Linked DNA regions of Mus musculus: all the other regions are linked to region 1. Evidence: chromatin loops called from intact Hi-C (ENCODE). Cell type or tissue: heart. All regions are shown on one strand.

Evidence for each region. Hi-C counts contacts between places; a loop is a spot of excess contacts. Peaks named below come from ENCODE experiments on the same cell type or tissue, not always from the same donor. Only the 100,000 strongest peaks of a DNase experiment are listed, where the experiment ranks them.
Region 2: a loop joins it to region 1, with 6 times the contacts of the local background. A loop is called at or near these places in 23 of 42 quality-filtered maps.
Region 3: it touches region 1 in a loop (4-fold over the local background); 20 of 42 quality-filtered maps call a loop at or near these places.

The regions. Positions count from the first base shown.
Region 1 is chr11:117,968,881-117,971,380 of GRCm38, forward strand. It overlaps Socs3 (suppressor of cytokine signaling 3), which reads right to left and starts at 486. Exons shown (of 2, transcript NM_007707.3): 1 at 1-486. In heart, CTCF peaks have their summits at 171 and 1,187 (motif pointing right); DNase peaks (open chromatin) are centred at 421, 1,141 and 1,821; H3K4me3 peaks cover 1,470 bases; H3K27ac peaks cover 1,789 bases; H3K27me3 peaks cover 683 bases.
Region 2 is chr11:118,021,034-118,023,533 of GRCm38, forward strand. Pgs1 (phosphatidylglycerophosphate synthase 1) reads left to right here. Exons shown (of 10, transcript NM_133757.2): 10 at 2,372-2,500. Dnah17 (dynein, axonemal, heavy chain 17) reads right to left here. Exons shown (of 81, transcript NM_001167746.1): 81 at 690-2,464. The coding sequence ends at 2,217. Among named protein-coding and RNA genes, the nearest start is that of Mir6933, 20 kb to the left of the region's middle. In heart, a CTCF peak has its summit at 949 (motif pointing left); a DNase peak (open chromatin) is centred at 970.
Region 3 is chr11:117,911,418-117,913,917 of GRCm38, forward strand. No RefSeq gene overlaps it. Among named protein-coding and RNA genes, the nearest start is that of Tha1, 39 kb to the left of the region's middle. In heart, a CTCF peak has its summit at 1,470 (motif pointing right); DNase peaks (open chromatin) are centred at 976 and 1,474; H3K4me3 peaks cover 385 bases; H3K27ac peaks cover 1,047 bases.

The DNA.
Region 1 (2,500 bases):
CCGAAGCGAAATCTCCGGCCTTGGGGCTGCGCCTCCTATGGTCCCCGAGGCGAGGCGGCGGCCAGCAGTGGCTCGCGCTGCGCCCAGATGTTGGCAGCCGTGAAGTCTACAAAGGGGCTCCCCGTGCGTGCGCCCCCTCTGGCTTCGCTGCTCCCCGGGCCGATGAGGCGCACTCCTGGGCGAATCAGGCAAAGGACCTGGGCGAGGGACCTCGACGGAGAGCTGGGCCGGGAAGGGGGCGTCCGGGAGCCCGGAGAGACAGCGGTCGTAAGAGCAGGCGAGTGTAGAGTCAGAGTTAGAGCCGCCTCGGAGGCCGCGCGCGCGGGTATTTACCCGGCCAGTACGCCCCGCCCCCCGATTCCTGGAACTGCCCGGCCGGTCTTCTTGTAATGTTTAGTCACTACTCTGCACTGAAAGGCTGTGCGCGGAGGGCGAGGGAGGGGCCGCGGAGGGCGGGCTTGGAGCTGGGGCCTCCAGGACCCGCCGAGACTCACCGAGAGGGAGACAAAGCGCGGCGCGAGGCTGCCCGACCGGCGGGCGCGGCGCCAGCCTTGGCCGAGCGTTCCTGGCAGCGGCCCCTCCCCCGCGCGCTCCGCCCCCAACTTCTCATTCACACTTTCCCCCCCCTCCCTTCTAAGAAGGCTGGTTTCTGGCAGAGGCGGGGGCGTCGCGATGGGAGCGCGCGGGCAGTTCTAGGAGGCCAGCCGGGAGAGGCTCCCTCCTGGCACCCCTTCCCTTTCTTTTGATCCCCGCGGGGACGCTCCCCTCCCTCTGCACCCAGGCCACTCCGAGGTCCTCATGTACAGTTCCAAGCATCCCGTGCCAACCAAAAGGGACGTAGGACCATTCAGCCACCAGCCCACTGGGGACCTAGGAAGTGGAGGAGGGGGATGCGCGACATTTACCTGTAGACAGGTCCAAAAGATGAAGCTGTGAGATCCAGAAGTGGAGGAGACACTGACTTAGAAGCAGCTACCTGGCCTCAGCTCATCCGCCCATTGCCTGGTTCTTCGGTGACAGACGTGGGTGCTGATGTCCTTTGGGGAGTGGGGTGGGAGGAGCAGCTAACTACTACCTTATCACTCATCTGGGCCTCCCAACCTGCGTGGCGAACTGTGGGTCCGCCCAGGTACTCTCGGCGCGGTGGGGGAGCTAGAGGAAAGAAACCCTCATCCCATGCTCGTCCCCCGAGTCCACCAGAGGGCGCGCTGGAGTCTTGTAGGCGAGCCGAGTTTTGCTGTTTCCCAGGCTCTGTATAGAGAGAATAAGAGGTTGTGGGGCTCCTTATTCAAGAACAGGAGTGGGGAACCCAGAGAGAGAAGCCTCACTTCCCAGGACAGGGTCAAACCTGAGAAGGAATGTCGACTAGGAGGACTGTCCACAGAGCGTTGTAACGGGTTCAGCCACTGCCTGAAAGTCGCTGAGGTGTCAGAATGGACCCTCTCTTGCCTCTACGTTTTAAGGTGTCTGAACTTTCCCGATGGTGGGGTGGAGAGGGAGTATTGATAAGAGCAGGTGATTGAGGTGAAAGGTTGTTTACTCCTGGTCACGTGAGTATCTATAAAGGCCTAGTGTCGAGTTTTGCAACAGGCAGCAGGAAGTGGCAGCCACCTGAGAACCAGCTAAGTGACACACAGTGTCTGCTCTCAGTGGGCTTTCTGACCTGCCCTCTTGGATACCACAGGCTTCTTGTAACACCAGTAGGAGGGCAAACTGACTACACAGAGTAGCTTGGGCTAGGAGGGAGGGCTGCCTGCTTCCCTTCTGGCCCACTGTGTCCAATCTGCTCCACTGATGCTGAGGAACTAAGAGAGACCAGGGCAGGTGCACTGCCTCTCTGGACTCAGTCTTGTTATCTGTTAAATAGGGATGGGTGCCCATCTGTCCCCCGCCCCTGGCAATTCCAGTAGTCAAGAGGCTTAGGGGCCTTATTTAAAATATCTCACACTGGTCTGATGAGCAGATGCTCACAGATGGAGATCCCACAGGTGAGGCCCAGTCCTTGCCTTCGAGTCACTCTCAGGCTCCCCAAATGGATTCTCCCTTTCTCTGTGAACAAGCCCTCCTTGATCTCATTCAGGGAGTGTTCCCCAGCCACTGCCTTGACCGTATGCTTCTGAGCCGAGGGCAGTGGAGGACAGGGAGGACTCTTAGGAAATAGCCCTGGAGTTAATGGATGGGAAAGTGCTTTGTAAATTACAATGCTCTGCCACGAGTCAAGTTCATTCATCCATTCCACAAACCCTGACTTCGTGCCTGGCTCTGTCAGGCCTCGGGTGCAGCGCTGGGGCGGCAGAGCTGCGGGGCAAAACCCACAGTGGGGAAGAGGCTGTGGGCCATGAGCAAGGACTAGTCATGATTGTGACCCAGTGAGACACTGTGATAGCTTCTTAAGTAAGAGAGGGAAGTCAGGGGCTGGATTGCTGGCTCAGCAGTTAAGAACACCTGCTGCACTTCTGGAAGACGGGGGGGGGGGGGGGGGGTGTTGGTGCCAGGACCT
Region 2 (2,500 bases), 52 kb after region 1:
CTGAAGTTACTATTGCTGTTGCTTTTTGGGGGTGGGGGATGGTTTCGAGACAGGGTTTCTCTGTGTAGCCCTGGCTGTCCTGGAACTCACTCTGTAGACCAGGCTGGCCTCGAACTCAGAGATCTGCCTGCCTCTGCCTCCCGAGTGCTGGGGTTAAAGGCGTGCACTACCACCATCTAGTTAGGTTCCAGCTTATGATAGATAAGCCGGTTCAAATGTTGTGTCCCTCCTCACAGCAGGTCCCCTCCAGTGCACTTTGAGAAGCCTGCTCTCTTGTCCATTCCTCTCCAGGGTGTCTGGGAGGCTGGAAACTTGAGTTTCGCTACAGCACAGCCTGCTGTGCAGGGAACAACCATAGGGACCCCACAGCAGTGATGCTGCCTCTGTTGAGATCAACAAGCTGTGGCTGGCTGGCCTTGCCACCAGTGACTGGCTGTAGCAGGGGGCCCTGCAGAGTCAGAAACACCCAGACATAGCCAGGACGGCTGCTGCTTGGAGTTACAAGGTGGGGCAGTGCTGTCCTGGGCAGCAGCGCTCAGCATTGTGTGCGACCCAGGCATAACTGATACCAGCACAGGAACTGCAGGGGGCTGGGCGTATAGGGCACTGGCATTCGAATGAGCAGCACTGGGCAGAGTGACCCTCCTCTGCTCTGTGCCCCTGGTGACTCTCAGGCCTTTTGGGACTCCTCCTCTCTGCAGTCCGGGCTCTTTAGTCTGAATCCAGCACTTTGTTCCAGATACCTGCAGGTAGCTTGGCCTTTGGAAAGTTTGGAGATAATTTTGTCAACTCACAATTTGTATGTGTGGAATAAATTACTGCTTTATTTTAGGCTTCAAAGGCAAAATTAGAAAAATTCACTTTGTGTTATTACCAAGGATTGGAACAAGTTGCCTGGAGCCTGCTGGCTGTGCCACATGAGGGAGCTACAGTGACCCCTCCTGGCCAGCAGAGGCAGTGCACAGCAGCTAGGGTTCCCCAAGGAGGTTAGAGTCCCTCTGTCCCTGGTTGGGGCTCAGATACCAGGGCCTCTTCCCTTAGGTGACTGTCCTTCAGGCGCCTGGTCCCAGATCAGACAGGCTGGGGTGGGGCAGTGCCCAAGGAGCTGAGCTTTGCTTTGCAACTTTGAAGGCTTAGAAACCCAGAAAGTGATATCCTGCCCTACAGGGAGCCCCCCCCCCCCCTTACTGGAGCTAGAGGCTTTGCTGGCTGTTTCCCATCACCCCTGGTGTCCTCTTGCCTATCTCCCAATGTCCTGCCGCCTGTTTGTAGCCTGGGTGCCTTGCTGTGTGTTAGCTTGGCATCAGTACTGTCTGTCTCTGAGGCTTGGCTTTTTTCTCTTTCCTGCTGATGGTTCTGATAGATTCAGTCAGTCAGCGGGGCCTCAGCCCACCTGTCTGCCCATCATCACTAGGGGCGGGTACCTACTGAAGAGGGAGGGCTGTTGAAAGGGGTTGCAGTCTGCTGTGTCTCCGAGGGGTGTCTGTGCATGCCTGTGTGCATGTTAGGTGGAGAACCAAGGTCCACACAGCCACCCCACAGCTGGGTCTGGAGCATTTGCAGGGTGTGTGTGACTAGGTGGGGTGGGACCGGCACAAGTACGAGGTGGGGAGGGCCCTAGTCTGTACTGCTGCTGCCCTACTGCAGGCAGGAGAAACCCGGGACCCCAGAGCACAGCATGTGGTGACAGCTCCTGCTGTCCTTACTCTGTGGGAAGGGTGGCTGCATGGCACCTGTCTGTCACGGCTGGCTTTTTCAGTTCTGGGACAGCAGTTGGGAAGGCAGGCATGGGGATTACTGCAGGCTCTTGTTTATTCTTGAGCTCAGTGTAGATGCTGCTGTGTGCAGGGAGCACCTGATGCCCTGGCTGTGGCACTTTGTGTGCTGTACCCTGACCCCACCTCCTGCTTGCGCGAGCCAAGTTCCTGGGCTCCTGAAAGTCAGATTCAGGGTTTGTTTCCCAGGATGCTGGCTCCTTAGCTGCTGGGAATCAGGCTTCACTGCTGTGTGTGGCATTGGGAACTGAGTGCATCAGACGGGCACAATGATTGCAAGCATTTTAATCTGTACACATACACCCCGCCCCTGACACCCCCACGCCTGCTCCATAGCCCAGGAGCACTGGGTTTGTAAGAAGTCAAAAGTGGTAAAATGTGTCTGTTTTCTGGTTAGAACCAGGCAGGATCGGTACCGGCCTAGTCACACTGTAGGTAGGGCTACACCTGCAGGAGCAGCGCCACAGCTGCCAGGATCCACTTGGCTGCCTTCTCTTTGGTCTTCAGGTTAAAAGTCCAGACATAGGTGGGTCCTCGGATACGCGTCTTGTATACGGGGCATTCATAGATGTTCTTGGTCTCCATTCGGTCCACAGGAATGGCCTTGATGAAGATGACGGGCATGACTGGGGTCAGATCCTTCAACCGGGCTTCAGCAATGACTCCGGTCTGGGTGTCCCAGCGAGCTCCTGTGGGGACAATGGAGCTGAGGGTCTGGGTGCCCT
Region 3 (2,500 bases), 57 kb before region 1:
TTGTATGCTCCTAGGTGGCAATGGATGTCACAGGAGCTGAGGAGGCTTTTGTGTATCAGCCTCACTCGCTGTCTGTATGAATGCAGGTGCCTAGGCTCCCCTCCAGACCAGCCCAAGCAGCGGGCTGCAAAGGGCCCTAGGAGTCTGTCCTTAAGAAGGGTTTGGCGTGGTGGCACATGAATTTAATCCCAACAGTCCGGAGGCAGGTACATCTCTGAGTTCAAGGCCAGCCTGGTTTGCAGAGTGAGTTCCAGGACAGCCAGGGCTGCACAGGGAAAACATGTCCTAAAAGGTTTTGGAGGCTGGGAGTTCAGCGGGCAGAATGCTTGCCTAGTGTGCATGGAGCCCTGGGTTCCACCCCTAGGATCACATAAATGTGGCAGCGGTGGCTTAAGCCTGAAATCCTGCCACCCAGGAAGTGGAAGTCGGGGGTGGGGTGGGGTCAGAAGTTCAAGGTCATTCTCAGCTATATAGGGGGTACAGGGGGACACAGGTGGCACAGGGAGACATAGGGGTGAGTGCAAGCAACAAAGGAAGAGGAAAGCAGGCCTGGGGTCAGGAGTGGTACACTGCCTGGAATCCCAGCACCAGGAGGTCGATGCCACAGTATTGCTATGAGTTTGAGGCTAGCCTGGTCTACATAGACTGTTCCAGGCTAACCTGTTCTACAGAGTGAATTCCGTGTCAGCCAAGTGGCTGGGGAGAGCAGAGAATGGAGGGCATACCTATTCTTTAAGCCCTTGAGGACTGCATGGAGTTCAAGGCTAAGCTGAGCTCTGTAGTGAGTTCTAGGCCAGGCAGGGTCACACAACAAGACATTGTCTCAAAACCCCAAAGAGGAAAAGTGTTTCAGAGTTCTCTAGAGTGGTCACTCACCTCCCACCCCCGCAGCCGACACGCCCACCCAAAGTACCTACCCATGCACCCCTTCCTCCACCCTCTTCTCTCTGTCTGTACTTCAAGGCTGTAGGCTGGTGGCGCACGCCTTTAATCCCAGCACTGGGGAGGCAGAGGCAGGCGGATTTCTGAGTTCGAGGCCAACCTGGTCTACAAGTGAATTCCTGGACAGCCAGGGCTATACAGAGAAACCCTGTGTGGGGGGGGGGGGAAGCTGTAGGTTTCCATGCCCCCCCTTTCTGCCATCTGTAAGAGCCTCGAACTGTGGGTGGTCTGTGCTGCAGGCCTGGAACCGCCCCCCGCCCCCATCCTCTCTCCCCCTCCCCCGCAGACAGCCGCGAACTGGCAGCTTCTCTTCTTGGAGCCTCTACTCTTGCTGCTGCATTGATCCAGGTCTGCTGCTCAAAGGATTGAAAAGACAAAGGCGAGTCTACAGGCGTCTCCACACACGGGCCAGAAGCTGAGAGCCTTAAGACCCTGCCACACCGCCCAGGGGAGAAAGAGCTGGATTCCAGCTGCTTCCCACTTCCTCCCCAGGGTGAGCTAGGGCCCAGGGGAGCAGCTTCGCACCGCTAGAGGGAGCCCTTTGCAGCGCAGTGGCCCTCAGCAAAGGCCGGAGCTGTAGGCTGTGTTTCCTTCCACTTGGAAGCGTGGATGTGGAAGGAAGATGGCCCCAGATCTATACTCACTGCTGGGTGGTTTGGCTTTCTTTAGGTGGAGGTAAGTCAGTGCAGGAGGTAACCCCAGGAGAGCAAACGGAGGCCCACAGTGAGACCATGGAGGGGGTTGGGGAGCACCACCCAGGCCATTTATGTGGCTGGGCTACTCTACGTGTTGCGTATGAGTCATGAGAAATAACTCAGTAGTAAATAGAGATAATAATATACAGATAAAGAAATGGGGCCCCAGAGAATGACTAGACAGAACCAGACTTCAAACTTGGGTAACAGGGAGTTGGGTCTTGGGTACCACAGTGTCAAGAAACCCTGCCTCTTAGGAAGGGGCAGTTCCTCAGACTGTCAGGTCTAATGGGCCGGCCCTTCAGGGAGGACCTGGCAGGTCTGCCTTTAGAGTCCAACTCCGCCACCTGCCATGTGAGTGCCAGGTGGCCACAGGGCCTTTGTGTGTATTGTGTATTTACACATGGTGGCCACAGGGCCTTTGTGTGTATTATGAGTTTACACATAGTGGCCACTGGGCCTTTGTGTGTATTATGAGTTTACACATGGTGGCCTCAGAGCTTTTGTGCATGTGTATTGTGAGTTTACACATGGCTATACAGTACTTTCTTTGTGCTTTTTCTTTACTTCAGGATGGGTTTCTGGTACTGGTGACCCAAGAATGCATGAGCCCATGAACACAGACACGCCTCATGTCCCGTTTAATGTTCTATCAAATTCTTACTTTTTTTTTTTTAAGGGTCCCACTGTTTGCACAGTCCACTCAGCCACACACACACACAGCAGTCCCGTGTGCTTCTGTCTTTTTTGTTTGTTTGTTTTTCAAGACAGGGTTTCTCTGTGTAGCCCTGGCTGTCCTGGAACTCACTCTGTAGCCCAGCATGCCTCGAACTCAGAAATCCGCCTGCCTCTGCCTCCCAAGT